Linked DNA regions of Homo sapiens: region 1 is linked to region 2. A link is a loop called in an ENCODE intact Hi-C map of the cell type or tissue named here. Cell type or tissue: CD4-positive, alpha-beta T cell. All regions are shown on one strand. Each heading gives the region's core, and the rest is flanking DNA. Links, peaks and the distances in the headings are about the cores only. Region 1 holds the start of RAB39A (RAB39A, member RAS oncogene family). Region 2 has its middle 16 kb from the start of SLC35F2.

Region 1 (8,334 bases), core at 220-8,219, 54 kb after region 2:
CACCATATTGGTCAGGCTGGTCTCGAACTCCTGACCTCAGGTGATCCACCTGTCTTGGCCTCCCAAAGTGCTGGGACTAGAGACGTGAGCCACTGCGCCCGGCAGCAGCTTTCTCTTTCCCAGTTCAAATACCTTTCTGATGCCAACATCATTCCTGCCTGCGGATTCTGTAAAAACACTCTATATCTTTAGAATAAGTGCTCTCATCTTTTAATATCACCCTAACTGAAGTTTTTTTCAAAGAATCCTAACCAACACAGATACGTAGAGTCTGAAATGCATATCCAATATCTAAGAGAAGTAGTTGGAAATGCGGGTCCTGAATACAGAGCAGAGATTGGGGGAAGACATTTGATATGGGTAAGGGGGTAACTGAAGTCACTGGAGTACATGAGGTTGCCAGAAAAAGCCCAAAGTGAAGGTAAAAGTGGGGAGAGGGAAAAGAGATGAAGGAAGGATCTCTTAAGATCTTCAGTATTGAAGAAATGAATCATAGAAAGAGGAGTCATTGAAGAAGGTTAAAAAGAACAGAAAATTAGGAGAGAATGCTTTTGTGGAAGCCAAGGAATAAGGGTGTTCAGGTTGTGCTTACAGAAAATTCAGTCATGGCCAGGTGCAGTGGCTCATGCCTGTAATCCCAGCACTTTGGGAGGCCAAGGGGGGTGGATCACTTGAGGTCAGGAGTTCGAGATCAGTCTAGCCAACATGGTGAAACCTTGTCTCTACTAAAAATACAAAGATTAGCTGGGTGTGGTGGCCCACGCCTGTAGTCCCAGCTACTCAGGAGGCTGAGACAGGAGAATCGCTTGAACCCAGGAGGCGGAGGCTGCAGTGAGCCAAGATCGCGACAGAGCAAGATTCCGTCTCAAAAAAAAAAAAAAAAAAAGGAGAATGACAACTAAAACTAGATGACACTGCAGTGGGGTGGTGGTGAGGATGGTGGGGGTGGGGGCTTGGATTTAATAATTAGGATGTCCCTGACAGCCTTATCAAAAGCAGTGGTATATTAGGCACAGAGAGTATGTTAGGGGTATATAAGCCTCCTTGAAGACTAACTGGTAGATGAGAAATGATAATAGATCATCATTTCTGATATTTGAAAAGGAGAATGATGGAGGAGTCAACAATCTGAAGGGGAAGCGTAATGAAGAGGTGTTTTGCTTAGTTTTAGAATTGTAGATAATTGAGCATGTTTATAGGCTGAGGAGCAGAAGCCACTGGAGAAGGGGAGATTCAAGGTATAAAAGGTATGAAATAAAAGTCAACTGTTGGGAAAAGCCCCAAAAAGATAAGTGAAAGGGGATTAAACACAGCCAACACCAATTCCTCCAAAACAGCAAAGGAAATAGGGATGAATATCGATATAAGAATTTGGGATGTGCACAAGAAAAAAGTGGAATTGTTGAAAATTTTGTTTTGGTAAACACACACTTTTTTTTTTGAGACGGAGTTTTGCTCTCGTTGCCCAGGCTGGAGTGCAATGGCACAATCTCGGCTCACTGCAGCCTCCACTTCCCGGGTTCAAGCGATTATCCTGCCTCAGCCTCCCAAGTACCTGGGGTTACAGGCATGTGCCACCATGCTTGGCTAATTTTTGTAGCTTTTTTTTTTTTTTTTTTTTTTTGAGACGAGGAGTCTTGCTTTGTCGTCCAGGCTGGAGTGCAGTGGCACCATCTCAGCTCACTGCAACTTCTGCCCCCCAGGTTCAAGCGATTCTCCTGCCTCAGCCTCCCGAGTAGCTGGGATTACAGGCGCCTGCCACCGTGCGTGGCTAATTTTTGTATTTTTAGTAGAGAGGAGGTTTCATCATCTTGGCCAGGCTGGTCTTGAACTCCTGACCTTGTGATCCACACACCTCGGCCTCCCAAAGTGCTGGGATTACAGGCATGAACTACTGCACCCGGCCATTTTTGTAGTTTTAATAAAGACGAAGTTTCGCCATGTTGGCCAGGCTGGTCTCGAACTCCTGACCTCAGGCGATCTGCCCGCCTCGTCCTCCCAAAGTGCTGGGATTACAGGCGTGAGCCACTGCGACCGGCCTAAACACACACTTTTATTTATTTATTTATTTTCTTTGAGATGGAGTTTCGCTCTTGTTGCCCAGGCTGGAGTGCAATGGCACGATCTCAGCTCATCACAACCTCTGCCTCCCGGGTTCAAGCAATTCTCCTGCCTCAGCCTCCCGAGTGGCTGAGATTACAGGCATGCACCACTACGCCCGGCTAATTTTGTATTTTTAGTAGAGACGGGGTTTCTCCATGTTGAGGCTGGTCTCGAACTCCTGACTCAGGTGATCCACCCGCCTCAGCCTCCCAAAGTGCTGGGATTACAGGCGTGAGCCACCGCGCCCGGCCTAACACACACTTTTAAACTGTTTCACTTTTTAAAGATAAACCTTGACGTCACTATTACTCAATTTGAGGAAAGGCACAAGAAAGTAGTAAGATCTCACCAGAATTTAAGTTCTGCTTTGTTTACTTACATCATTAATCAGACATGAGCTAAGAGACCACCTGTTCGCTTTTTTCTGACTTAAACAATGGAGACCAAGGAGAGCTGAAAATTTCATGAGCTTCTCAACATTTCCCCGGCTTTTTTTTTTTTTTTTTTTTTTGCCACTGTCCCCAGGGTTGGAGGGCCCCAGAGGGTATGGGGATGATACTTGGCGTTTCTCACTCTTCTGTGGTACTCATAGCAGTGAAGAACAGACAGTGGCAGCACGCAGCAACAGCCAGAGCCCTTGCTAGAAGCACCCAGAACTGGCTGTGCAAATTTATTTCAATCCTGCCCAAAACTCCTTCACCTTAAAATGCCTTGGAGGTGGCTCTCATCAAGACAAGAAAGCAGGGTGTGGTGGCTCACACCTGTAATCCCAGCACTGGGAGGCTGAGCCTGGAGGATCACTTGAGGTCAGGAGTTCGAGACCAGCCTGGGCAACACAGCAAGACCCCATCTCTACAAAAAGTTAGAAAATTAGCGGGATGTGGTGGCCCCCGCCTGTAGTCCCAGCTACTCAGGAGGCTGAGGTGGATGGATCGCTTGAACCTAGGAGTTTGAGACCAGCCTAAGCAACATAGCGAGACCACATCTCTAAAAAAAAAATTTTTTTTTAACCCAGAAGAAAATTAGCCAGGTGTGATGGCTCACACCCGTGGTCCCCGCTGCTTGGGAGGCTGAGGTGGGCAGATCGCTTGAGGCTGCAATGAGCCGAGATCTCACCACATCAATCCAGCCTGGGGGACAAAAAAAAAAGAGGAATCAAAGCAATGACCCAAGTTATGGCCTCAGGGACTTCCAAAATCAGAGCCCTAATCTGACCAACCCGCCCTGACGCCTGTAAGAAAACGACTCTCACTTTTCATTGGCTGACCCTCCCGGAGTTGAGACCTTGCTTCATTTTCCTTGGTTGTTGCTGCTGTCACGTCTTCCCGCCACGCCCACTTTCCTGCCGGCGCCCAGTGAGCGTTGAGGGAGAGTGATTTGCAGCCGGTCAGGGGCGGGAGTTCGCGGCAGCAAACCTGCTTCCCCCTCCCACGCGCCACCGCCCCCGCCCCGCCCCCGTCCAGAGGCCCCGCCCCTAGCCGGGCCTGGCCCCGCCTCTCTCTCCCGAGAGGGCGGGCACCAGGCGGCGGCCGCAGCCGCAGGAATATGCTGGAAGGCGGCGGGCGGGCGCCCGCGAGGTGCTGAAAGGACAGTTCCCGCCGCCGAACTTAGCCCGCGGGTGGGGCGGCCCGGGAGCCAGCGGGGCACGTGAGCGATGGAGACCATCTGGATCTACCAGTTCCGCCTCATCGTGATCGGGGACTCCACCGTGGGCAAGTCCTGCCTCCTGCACCGCTTCACCCAGGGCCGCTTCCCCGGGCTGCGCTCCCCCGCCTGCGACCCCACCGTCGGCGTGGACTTCTTCTCCCGCCTGCTGGAGATCGAGCCGGGCAAGAGGATCAAGCTACAGCTCTGGGACACGGCGGGACAGGAGCGGTTCAGGTAGGGACCCCGGGGACCTTGGGCACCGCGCCGCCCCCTCAGCCCGCCCGGACGCCCCTTCCCCAGGCGTCCGCCCCGCCGGCCCTGGTCGGGAGAGGCTCTGGCCCTTCCCTCTCGAAAGTGCAAACACTCCATTCTCGCTTCCCCTTTGCCCCTCCTCTTCCAGGGACGACTTCCTCCTCCGCAATTTCTCACTTCTTTCTTTGGCGCCCATTTCCTGCGCCCCCTTTCCATCTTTCCTTTCCCGCCTGAACCGGGGTCGTCCTCGCCGCCCCCTCTTCCCCAACTCTTTCAGCCCCTGTGGGTATTTTTATCCCCTCCGGCTCCCCGGCTGCCTTCTTCCCAAACTCGGCTTCCCTGGCTGCGCACAGCATGACCCGACCACCCTCCTCCAAGCAGGCGCCCCTTTTCCTACCCTAACCCAGCGGCTCCCACGCTGTGTGGCCGGGGAGAACCGCGAGGGAGGGTTCCCAGATTCGTGATGGATCCTTTAGCTTCACAGCAAGGAGCGCTCCAACCCAGGTTCCTGCATGAGCTCACTGGGCATGGTTCACAGAGAGGTGGATGCGGTAATGGTTTGGGCACCTCACAGCACTGAATGTGGTCATCAGAAATACTGGGTCATGACCCGTGGGAATGGGTCTTGTAGGTTAACTAGATGCAACATCAGGGACACTGGCACAGCTGAGGGTGTGTGTGTGTGTGTGTGTGTATGTGAAGGGTTGAGTTGTCTTTAGAAGTTTGTCATGTTTGGTGGGAAAAAGACATATATTGAGATTCGCCAGGAACTTTAATTTTGCTTATGATCAGTACTTAACGTTCCAGGGTGATAATATTTCTAAAGACAGAAGGAGGGATCCAAATGAATAGTCTCCTCCTAAATATCCGCTGGGGACATGAAGGGTTTCACAAAGGCGACTTGTGTAAATAAAAAGTAAATGAAATTATATGCATTTCCTGAATATTTGAGATGGAAGCAGGTTTAAAGCAAATTTTAAATGTCTAGGATTCAAAGGCACTTCGTTTTAGAGGAAGATGGTGAAACTGATGTATTGTACTGTTCTGTTTCTTAAAGACTGCATTATCCATTGGAACTCATTTAAGGAAGCATTTTGCGTTAGTCAGCAAGTACTCTGCTTGTGAAATGCAGTGTTCCATGAGGGGACTTCCCAAACATGGCTTCCCCTCGCCCCCAGCCAGCATCACTGCGAATGAGATCAGCCTACATCTGTGAGAATGGTCCAACATTCAAAGTTTTGGCTTCCGTTCCTAGCAATGATGCTGATTCATAGAGATAATGAGTGAACTGCTTAGCTTGCTTATACCTTAGTTTTCGTGTGTGTGAAGTGGAAAGATGGTAAGGCCAGCGCTTCAGAGAGGTGTTAAAAGATTATTGATTGGATTTGTACAACACGTAGAATTCCATGAAAAATGTTTTTCCTTTTCAAGAAGCCTCCTTTTATTAAAATAATTTTTCAAATGTTTGATTCCTCATCTGTAAAATGAAAGTCGTCGTGATCTCTAACATTCCTTCCAGTTTTACCATTCTAAGTTGATTGCCAATTCCTTCACATGTGATCTCAATCAGAGGTAAACTTTGCGATATATCAGGCTCAGAAAAAAAGCATTTGCTGTTAGCTCTTGACCCCCCCTCTGAAGTGAATACAATAAAAACCTTTATGTCTTAAACTTCTAACAGCTACTTTGAGTTGCAACTACAAGACACATGGGTAATAAAATCTTATTGTGTTTAATTAGTTCCTTAAAAGTAGCTCAACTTGGCTGGGCAGGGTGGCTCACGCCTGTAATTCCAGCACTTTGGGATACTGAGGCGGGTGGATCACAAGGTCAAGAGTTCAAGACCAGCCTGGCCAATAAGGTGAAACCCTGTCTCTACCAAAAATACAAAAATTAGCTGGGCATGGTGGTGTGTGCCCGTAGTCCCAGCTACTCAGGAGGCTGAGGCAGGAGAATCGCTTGAACCTGGGAGGCAGAGTTTGCAGTGAGCCAAGATCACGCCACTGCACTCCAGCCTGGGTGACAGAGCCAGACTCAGTCTCAAAAATAAATAAATAAATAAATAAGTAGCTCAACTTATTGACAAGAAATTAAATGATAATTAATTTGTTAGACTTTAAAGACCTTTCTGCTAAATAGATGATAGAGATGATTGTTTTTTAACTTTTTTTTTTTTTTTTGAGACGGAGTTTCGCTCTTGTGGCCCAGGCTGGAGTGCAATGGCGCGATCTCTGCTCACTGCAAACTCCGCCTCCCAGGTTCCAGCAATTCTGCAGCCTCAGCCTCCCGAGTAGCTGGGATTACAGGCATGCACCACTACACCTGGCTAATTTTGTATTTTTAGTAGAGACGGGGATTTCCCCATGTTGGTCAGGCTGGTCTTGAATTCCCGACCTCGGGTGATCCACCTGCCTCAGCCTCCCAAAGTGCTGAGATTACAGGCGCGTGAGCCACCGCGCCTGGCCTAGATGATTGTTTTTTAATGCCTTGAAGAAGAATGTAAATAATAATTCATTTTATGTACATTATTAAAACCAAACAGTAACTCTCGCATTATAATGCAAGGACATTTAGGGAATGTTTACTGACAGTGAGTCATAATTTATTTTGTTTGGCTCTTTACCAAAGTTCTGTTTGTAAATACATACGTATTTCAGTAGCTACCTCCAAATACTTGCTTTTCTCTCATTTACCAGAATGTTTTACCTTAAGATTGCATTTAAAACAATTACTATTAAATCATTCTGTATCTTTCATCAAGAAATTACAGATTCTAATTTTGAATAATAGATATCATTGCATATTTTATTTTATAGAAAGGTACTGTAGGTCATGAAGATGTATTCCTGTCATTAGTCATAATCATATCATGAAGAATTTGTGGGAAATGTCATGTTTGAAGGTTTATTGGTGATTGGATATAAACTGACAAAAAGGAACCTACTTAGCTCATGAGGTAGCTTGAAAGCATAATAAATGTATTACAGAACAATAGGTTAGTGAGTTGGTAATTATGATCGTGATTAGCTTTCGTTTTCTTTCTTTCCTTCTTTTTTTTTTTTTTTTTTTTGAGACAGGGTCTGTCACTCAGGCTGGAATGCAGTGGCACAATGTTGGCTCACTGCAGCCTCCACCTCCCAGGCTCAAGCAATTCTCCTGCCTCAGCCTCCCAAGTGGCTGAGACTACAGACACACACCACCACGCCTAGCTAATTTTTGTATCTTTTTTTGTAAAGACAGGGTTTGGCCATGTTGCCCAGGTTGGTCTGAAACTCCTGGGCTGAAGCAGTCCACCCACCTCGGCCTCCCAAAATGCTGGGATTTCAAGCCTGAACCACTGCGCCAGGCCAGCCTTAGTTTTCAATGTTCAGACTAACATGCTAATAGAGGCTAACTACTTGCCTGAAATAAAAAGGGACAAAATCCAAGTGAAAAAGATTTAGAAAAATAATGTATATGTGAACATAACTGTAGATTTGTATATTAAAGAAATTTAGAATTACAGTGCCTTCATTAAAGATGAAAGTTTATTTCTCTCTTGTGTATAGAGTGGTCCAAGTTGGTGGAGTGGTTCTGCACCAGACCATCATTCAGTTTCCTTCTTCCTTAATTTTCTGCCATGCCTAGGATGTTACCATCATCTACATGAGCAAAGCTGGGTTATAAGCACACTGTGTGTCAGTTCAGGGGAAGGAGAAAGAGCAGCTCTATACCAAGCAAAGTTTCTTTTAAGCAAGTGAGGCCAACATGGTATAGATTCTTTCGGCTCTCAATTCATTGGGGAGATCTTAGTTACAAGGAGACACTTAGACTGGGCCATTATGTGCCTAGGATGTAGGAAAGATGCCTTTGGCACTGTAGGTGTTAGGGGAAGCTAGTAATCACTTTTTTATAAATTTTGGTTTTGTTTTGTTTTTTGAGACAATCTCGCTCTCTCATCCAGGCTGGGTGTGGTGGCCAGATCTTAGCTCACTGCAACCTATGCCTCCCAGGTTCAAGCAATTATTATGCCTCAGCCTCCCAAGTAGCTGGGACTACAGGTGTGTGCCGCCATGCCCAGCTAATTTTTGTATTTTTAGTAGAAATGGGGTTTCAACATGGTGGCTGGGCTGGTCTCGAGCTCCTGGGCTCGTGTAATCTGCCTACCTCAGCCTCCTAAAGTGCTGGGATTAGTTTAGCAGTAAAGGAAACGAGAATATTGTTTAATACAGTGTTAATAAGGATAACTATATTGGAAGAGCTAGGTGTATGGAGAGCATTAAGTGTAAGAATAGAAATTTTGAACTTTTCCCATAAAAAGCGTTTAAAGTTATATGAATATAATATGAGATA
Region 2 (8,334 bases), core at 76-8,075:
AATCTGCCTTCAGATCTAAGCATAGTCTTAGGTCCAGTGTTGCCTCCTTAGAGAAGATGTCCTTGACTTAATCCACTGGTTCCCAGTCTCTCCCTATCAAATTGATAGGTTACATTTTCATCATAGGTATTGTTGGGGGCTGAATTGTGCACCGCCCCCTGCCCAGAAATGTATATATTGAAGTCACCCAGGGCTGAGGGGGTGGACCACCACGCTGGTGGGCCGAGGACAGAGCATCAAGCCAAAGATTATTCTGGAGCCTTAGTCTTTTTTTGTTCGTTTGTTTGTTTTTTGGAGACAGAGTCTCGCTCTGTCACACAGGCTGGAGTGCAGTGGCATGATCTTGGCTTACTGCAACCTCCGCCTCCTGGGTTCAAGCAATTCTCCCTCCTCAGCCTCCTGAGTAGCTGGGACTACCGGCATAATAAGCTACCAGGTCTGGTTAATGTTTGCTTTTTTAATAAAGAAAGGGTTTCGCCATATTGGCCAGGCTGGTCTCGAACTCCTGAGCTCAGGTGATCCACCCGCCTCGGCCACCAAAGTGCTGGGATTATAGGCATGAGCCACCGCATCCGGCTGGGATTTATTTTTTATTTCTGACTTTTGGAATGGGAAAGACTATGCTATGCCTATGCCATCATTGTATTTTGGAAGCAGATAACTTGTCTGGTTTTATAGATTCACAGCTGGGGAGGAATTTTGCCTCAGGACAAATCATAACTCCTATGAGTCTCACTCATACCTGATTTAGATTATATTTTGTGCTTACACTTGATGCTGAAATGAGTTAAGATTTCTGGCACAGTTAGAACAGGGTGAGCGTATGAATTTGGAGGAGAGGTGGACGGAGGGCTATAATGAGGTCTACCAAAATTCATATGTTGAAGTCCTAACCTCCAGTGCCTCAGAATGTGATTGCAGCGACGAAGTCTTTAGAGGTATTAAGTTATAATGAAGACATTAGGGTAGGCCCTAATCCAATATAACTAGTATCCTTATAACAAGAGGAAATTAAGACACAGACAGTTACAGAGGAAAGACCATGTGAAAACACAGAGAGATGGCCCTGTACAAGCGACGAGAGATGCTTCAAAAGAAACCAGTTCTGGCTTGGCGCGGTGGCTCACGACTGTAATCCCAGCACTTTGGAAGGCCAAGGCCGGCGGATCACGTGAGGTCAGGAATTCAAGACCACCCTGACCAACATGGAGAAACTCCATCTCTACTAAAAATACAAAATTAGCCGGGCATGGTGGCACATGCCTGTAGTTCCAGCTACACGGGAGGCCAAGACAGGAGAATCGCTTGAATCTGGGAGGCGGAGGTTGCAGTGAGCAGAGACCGCCCCATTGCACTCCAGCCTGGGCCACGAGAGCGAAACTCTGTCTCAACAAAAAAGCCAATTCTGCCACCATGTTGATTTCAGACTTCTAACCTCCAAGACTGTGAGAAAATAAATGTGTTTAAGCCACTCAGTCTGTTATATCTTGTTATGGCAACCCTAACAAACTCATACAGAAATTATCTAAAATTATCTTGTTCTTAGATTACTTATATTGTGTTCTCCCACCCACAGAGAATTTCCTGCCCATCTATGGAGAACAGCCCCATAAGTATCTTGAGAATCATGTTAGCACTCAAAAGAAGCTAAATCATAAAGTGACCTCCCAAAAACATATATTTATCTTTTCATACACATCTTCCATGAATTTTAATGTATTAATCTCAGTGCCTCTCTCACTGCCTTTTCCTTTCTTCACTCTTCTGCACCCACTTAACAACCACTATCCCTCTAGCCAGACCAAGTTACTTACAGCTCGTGAACTACAACATGCCATTTTGCACAGCTATACCTTTCCATTAGATTAAGGAGAAGTCTTATCCTTCAACAGTAAGCAAAGGGATTCCTTCCTCTGGGAACTCTTTTTTAATCCTCTCTATATTTTATTTATTTACTTATTTATTTATTTATTTTTGAGATAGAGTCTCACCTAGGCTGGAGTGCAGTGGCATGAACATGGCTCACTTCAGCCTCAAACTCCCAGGCTCAGGTGATCCTCCCACCTCAGCCTCCCAAGTAGCTGGGACCACAGGTGCCAGCTGCCATGCCTGGCTGTTTTTGTATCTTTTGTACAGACTGGGTTGCCCAGGCTGGTCTCCAACTCGTGGGGTCAAGCTATCTGCCGTCTCGGCCTCCCAAAGTGCTAAGATTACAGGTTTGAGCCACCGACCCTTGCCCTACTTCAGTAATTTTTGTTCCAATTTATATTATTTCCTTCCTTCTACATTATTTGGGCTTATGTTGCTTTTTCCCTAACTCCTTAAACTGCGTTCTAAACTCATTAATTTTGAGTTGCCTCTCACGAGTTTTGATAATGGCTTTACTATCATTCACTTCTACGTATTTTCCAGTTTCCATTATAACTTCTTCTTTGACTCGTGAGTTGGAAAGACACATCCCTTAATTTCCAAGCATAATAAGAGTTTTTAACTTTTTTTTTTTTTTGAGACGGAGTCTCGTTCTGTCGCCAGGCTGGAGTGCAGTGGCGCGATCTCGGCTCACTGCAACCTCTGCCGCCCAGGTTCAAGTGATTCTCCCTCCTCAGCCTCCTGAGTAGCTGGGACTATAGGCATAAGCCACCACACTTGGTTAATTTTTGTATTTTTAGTAGAGAGGGGGTTTCGCCATATTGGCCAGGCTGGTCTTGAACTCCTGACCTCAGGTGATCCACATGCCGTAGCCTCCCAAAGTGTTAGAATTACAGGCGTGGGCCACTGCACCTGGCCAAGTTTTTAATTATTTTCTATAGTTGATTTCTAACTTAATTGTATGATAATGTAGGCTATATGATACTTTTTTTTTTTTTAGAGATAGGGTCTCACTCTGTCACCCAGGCTGGAGTGCAGTGGTATAGTCATAACTCACTGCAGCCTCAAACTCATGGGCTCACAGGATGTTTCTGCCTCAGATTCTGGAGTAGCTGGGACTACAAGCGAGCACCACCACACCTGGCTAATTTTTAAATTTTTTGTAGAGACTGGTTTTCTCCATGTCGCCCAGGCTGGTCTAGAACTCCTGGCCTCCCAAATCATTGGGATTACAAGTGTGAGCCACCATACCTGACCTGACCTGATACTTTCAATATTTTGAAAATAGCGAGATAAGTTTTAAGACCTAGTACATGGTCAATTTTGATAAATGTTTTTCATGTGTGTGTAAAATAATTTTTTTTGTTTGTTTTTTGTTTTCTTTCTTTTTTTTTTTTTTTTTGAGACAGAGTTTTGCTCTTGTTGCCCATGTTGGAGTGCAATGGCGCCATCTCGGCTCACTGCAACCTCTGCCTCCCACGTTCAAGCGATTCTCCTGCCTCAGCCTGCTGAGTAGCTGGGATTACATGCACCACCACACCCGGCTAATTTTGTATTTTTAGAAGAGATGGGGTTTCTCCACGTTGGTCAGGCTGGTCTCAAACTCCCAATCTCAGGTGATCCGCCTGCCTCGGCCTCCCAAAGTGCTGGGATTATAGGCGTGAGCCACCACGCCTGGCAGAATGTTTATTCTCAATGTGTTTTTTGTTTGTTTGGTTGGTTGGTTGTTTTTTTTGTTTTTGTTTTTGTTTTTGTTTTTTTGAGATGGAGCCTCACTCTGTCGCCCAGGCTGGAGTGCAGTGGTATGATTTCAGCTCACTGCAGCCTCCCTCTCCCAGGTTCAAGCGATTCTCCTGCCTTAGCCTCCCGAGTACCTGGAATTACAGGCACCCGCCACACACCTGGCTCATTTTTGTATTTTTACTAGAGATGGGGTTTCACCATGTTGGCCGGGCTGTTCTCAAACTCCTGACCTCAAGTGATCCATTGGCCTTTGCCTCCCAAAGTGTTGGGATTACAGGCATGAGCCACCGTGCCCAGCCCTCAGTGTTTTAACATGTCCATTTGAACAAATATTCAGTCTCCTACTGATTTTTTTTGTCTATTTGATCTATCAATTTCTGAAATATTTGTTAAACCAGTGGTTCTCAAAGCATAGGCCTGAATCAGAAACATCAGCAGCACCTGAGAACTAGGTGCTTCTCTCAGGTGCTTGTAAGAAGTGGAAATTCTCAGTCCCCACCCTAGACCTATTGAATCAGAAGCTCTGGAGTTGGGCCCAGCAATCTGTTTTAAGAAGCCCATCATGGGATCGTGAGACAGACGAAAATTTGAGAACCAACCTATTCTTCCATTATAGGAAGAAATAGAAACTTAGTTTCTCATTATAAAATTGTCAATATTTACTTCATATGTTTTAAATTTTTATTATTAGGTACAGAGTAGTTTTTGTTACACATCTCTGTTGAGTATTTTATTATTATGACATGACACTCTTTATCTGCCCTAATACTTTTTGTGTGAAAGTCTATTTTTTCTGATGCTAATACAGCTTTTCCAACTTCATTTTAGTTGGTATTGGCCTGGCATATTTTTTTCTATTCATTGCTTTTCAATATTTCTGTATAATAATGATATTTATATATATATATATCTTGAAACAGCACATAGCTGGATTTTATTTTGTTTTGTTTTTTGTTTTTGAGACGGAGTTTTGCTCTTGTTGCCCAGGCTGGAGTGCAATGGCAATCTCGGCTCACTGCAACCTCTGCCTCCCGGGTTCAAGTGATTCTCCTGCTTCAGCCTCCCAAGTAGCTGGGATTACAGGTGCATGCCGCCGTACCCGGCTAATTTTGTATTTTTAGTAGAGGCAGGGTTTCACCATGTTGGCCAGGCTGGTCTCGAACTCCTGACCTCAGGTGATCCACCCACCTTGGCCTCCCAAAGTGCTGGGATTACAGGCGTGAGCTACCACGCCCAGCTTTGTTTTGTTTTTAGGCTCTTTGCCTTTTCTTTTTTTTTTTTCTTTTTGTTACTTGAACTGCTAAATCTACTTTAATCTTTGCCTTTTCATTGGACAGTTTAGTCTATTTACACATAGGATGATTACTGACATATTTTGATTTATTTATACCAAATTACTATGTGGTTTGCAACTTGTCTTAATGTTTCTGTCTCTCTCTGTCTTGCCTTCTTTTGAACTGGCTGAGTTTTTTCTCCTGTTTGGAAGTTTTGTTACCTATGCCTATTCTTTCATAGTAGTCATAGCTATTCTAACATGCAAACTTAGTGAAGTCTAAAATTAATCAAAAGTTTTATCCTCTTCCCAAACAATGCAAGAACCTTAGAATACTTTATAACTCTCCCAGCTTATATGCTGTTGTTATCTAGTAATTTAGTTCTAGCTTGCTTCTTCTCAACCGCAAAGTACAGACTTGTGGAAGCTAAATCAACTTCATATGCTAATCCATGTTGATTTATGATTAACTCCAGTTCTGAGAATGCCTCTTAAGATTTATAGTTTCACATACTTACTGTATGTCCTGCCCTTCGGCAAATTCCCTATTATTGAATATAAGCCCTGGGTCTTGGGGGTAACTGCAAGGATCCACCAATTTGCAGTTGCATGAGACAAAGCTTCTGTTAGTAAGTCCTATTAAATATTGCTTTATGAGAAACTGGATTTGTCAGCCTCTTTCTATGGTCTCTCAGCTCCCTCGGCCTTTGGGGTAGGTTTTCATATGCCTGCCCACCACAGAATAGTATTATTGTTGTTTCACATAATTAATGATTATATAACAGTCATTCAACAGTACAGTACCTAGGGCCAGATTTGTGGATGTATGACTTATGTAGTCACAAAGGGCCCCATGCTTGGTGTCTTAGTCTGTTTGTGCTGCTATAACAAAATACTCGATAGTTCATAAAGAAGATACGCGGCGGCTCAGGCATGTAATCCCTGCATTTTGGGAGGCTGAGAATCACTTGAAGTCAGGAGTTTAAGACCAGCCTGGCCAACATGGTGAAACCCTGTCTCTACTAAAAATACAAAAAATTAGCTGGGTGTGATGGTGTGCACCTGTAATCCCAGCTACTTGGGAGGCTGAGGCACGAGAATTGCTTGAACCTGGGAGGCAGAAGTTGCAGTGAGCCGAGATCAAGTCATTGCACTCCAGCCTGGGCAACAGGGCAAGACTGTCTCAAAAAAGAAAGAAAGAAAGAAAATAAATTAATTTTCTCATAGTTCTGGAACCTGAGAAGCCCAAGATCAAGGCACCAGCAGGTTCAGTTGTTTGGAAAGGGCTGCTCTCTGCTTCCTGGATGGGACCTTATTGCTGTATCTTGTGGAGAGGGGGATCCCTGTGTCCTCACAGGGTGGAAGGCAGAAAGGCAAGCCAACCTGAACCTATGTGAATCTCTCTTAAAAGACTTAATCCCATTTCAAAGGGTAGGAGCCCTCATGACCTAATTACCTCTTAAAGGCACCACCTCTTACTATCATTACACTGGCCATTAAGTTTCAACACTTGAATTTTGGTGGGGACACATTTAAACCACAGCACTGGCTCTCACGCTCTGCTGTTGTCATCAGGTTTTTTTGTTTTTTGTTTTTTGTTTTTGAGACGGAGTCTCGCTCTGTCACCCAGGCTGGAGTGCAATGGTGCACTTTTTCGGCTCACTGCAACTTCTGCCTCCCTGGCTCAAACGATTCTCCTGCCTCAGCCTCCTGAGTAGCTGGGATTACAGGTGCACGCCATCACACCTAGCTAATTTTTGTATTTTTAGTAGAGACAAGTTTCACCATGTTGGCCAGGCTGGTCTTGGACTCCTGACCTCAGGTAATCCACCTGCTCTGGTCTCCCAAAGTGCAGCAATTACAGGCAGAGTCACCATGCCTGCTACTGCCATCTTGAAATTTTTAATAATTTTTTTAACAAGGAGCCTCATATTTTCTTTTTTCTTTTTTTTTTTTTTTTGAGACAGAGTCTCATTCTGTTGCCCAGGCTGGAGTGCAGTGGCATGATCTTGGCTTACTGCAACCTCCACCTCCTGGGGTCAACCGATTCTCCTGCCTCAATCTCCCCAGTACCTACAATTACAGGCACCTGCCACCAGGACTGGCTCATTTTTGTATTTTTGTAGAGATGGGGATTTCACCATTTTGGCCAGGCTGGTCTCGAACTCCTGACCTCAGGTGATCTGCCTGCTCTGGCCTCCCAGAGTGCTGGGATTACCGGTGTGAGCCACGGCGCCTGGCCTCGGAGCCTCATATTTTCTTTTATCTTTTTTTTTTTTTTGAGACGGAGTCTCACTCTGTCTCCCAGCTTGGAGTACAGTGGTGCAATATCGGCTCACTGCCAGCTCTGCCTCCCAGGTTCACGCCATTCTCCTGCCTCAGCCTCCTGAGTAGCTGGGACTACAGGCACCCACCACAACACCCAGCTAATTTTTTGTATTTTTAGTAGAGACAGGGTTTCACTGTGTTAGCCAGGATGGTCTGGATCTCCTGACCTCGTGATCTGCCCGTCTCGGCCTCCCAAGGTGCTGTGATTACAGGCGTGAGCCACTGCGCCCAGCCGAGCCTCACATTTTCAATGACTCTGCGCTAGGACCCAAAAATTATGTAGCCTAGGTCTTCCATCAGGATTTTATTTTGTTTCTACTGCAGTTACATCTTTAGAATTCCCTTTACAGGGGGTCTTTTGATGTAAAGTCTATTTTTGTCTGAAAATACCTTTATGGCACCCTCTTTGTTTTTTAAGATACTGTTGATGGATATAAAACTTAAGATTGACTAATATTTTCTGTAACCACTTTGAATATATTTTCCTATCTTCATTTTTGCAATTGAGAAGGCAGCCAACCATCTAATTACCTTTTTCCTGTAGGTGATCTGACTCTTTTCCTGTGACTTTTCACCATCCTTTTTTTTTCTTTATTTTTTTTTTAGGGTTGTGCATTTCACTATGATGTATCTAGATGTGGATTTTTTTGCTTGGGATTTACCTGGCTTTATTGGGCTTCCTAGATCTGAATATTGATATATTATCCATGAATATTTTGATACCTGGATTACAGCTGAATTCTCCCAAAGATAAGTTACTTCTGACTGAGAGAGCTGTCAGGCCTCTGAGCCCAAGCTAAGCCATCATATCCCCTGTGACCTGCACGAATACATCCAGATGGCCTAAAGCAACTGAAGATCCACACAAGAAGTGAAAATAGCCTTAACTGATGACGTTCCATCACTGATTTGTTCCTGCCCCACCCTAACTGATAGGATATATTCTCCCCTGCCCTTAAGAAGGTACTTTGTAATATTCTGTCCCTCTCCCCCCGCCCACCGCCCCCCAACCCCCCCGCCCTTAAGAACTAATAATAATCCCACCACCCTTTGCTGACTCTCTTTTCGGACTCAGCCCGCCTGCACCCAGGTGATTAAAAAGCTTTATTGCTCACACAAAG

Evidence for each region. Peaks named below come from ENCODE experiments on the same cell type or tissue, not always from the same donor. Only the 100,000 strongest peaks of a DNase experiment are listed, where the experiment ranks them.
Region 1: a loop joins it to region 2, with 3 times the contacts of the local background. A loop is called at or near these places in 2 of 110 quality-filtered maps.

Annotation. Positions count from the first base shown.
Region 1 is chr11:107,924,812-107,933,145 of GRCh38, forward strand. It overlaps RAB39A (RAB39A, member RAS oncogene family), which reads left to right and starts at 3,637. Exons shown (of 2, transcript NM_017516.3): 1 at 3,637-3,984. The coding sequence starts at 3,758. RefSeq lists silencers at 3,373-3,862, 3,893-4,112. In CD4-positive, alpha-beta T cell, for the core only: no CTCF peak of the experiment used is centred there; DNase peaks (open chromatin) are centred at 3,450 and 5,160; H3K4me3 peaks cover 1,639 bases; H3K27me3 peaks cover 1,802 bases.
Region 2 is chr11:107,870,997-107,879,330 of GRCh38, forward strand. No RefSeq gene overlaps it. Among named protein-coding and RNA genes, the nearest start is that of SLC35F2, 16 kb to the left of the region's middle. In CD4-positive, alpha-beta T cell, for the core only: no CTCF peak of the experiment used is centred there; no DNase peak of the experiment used is centred there.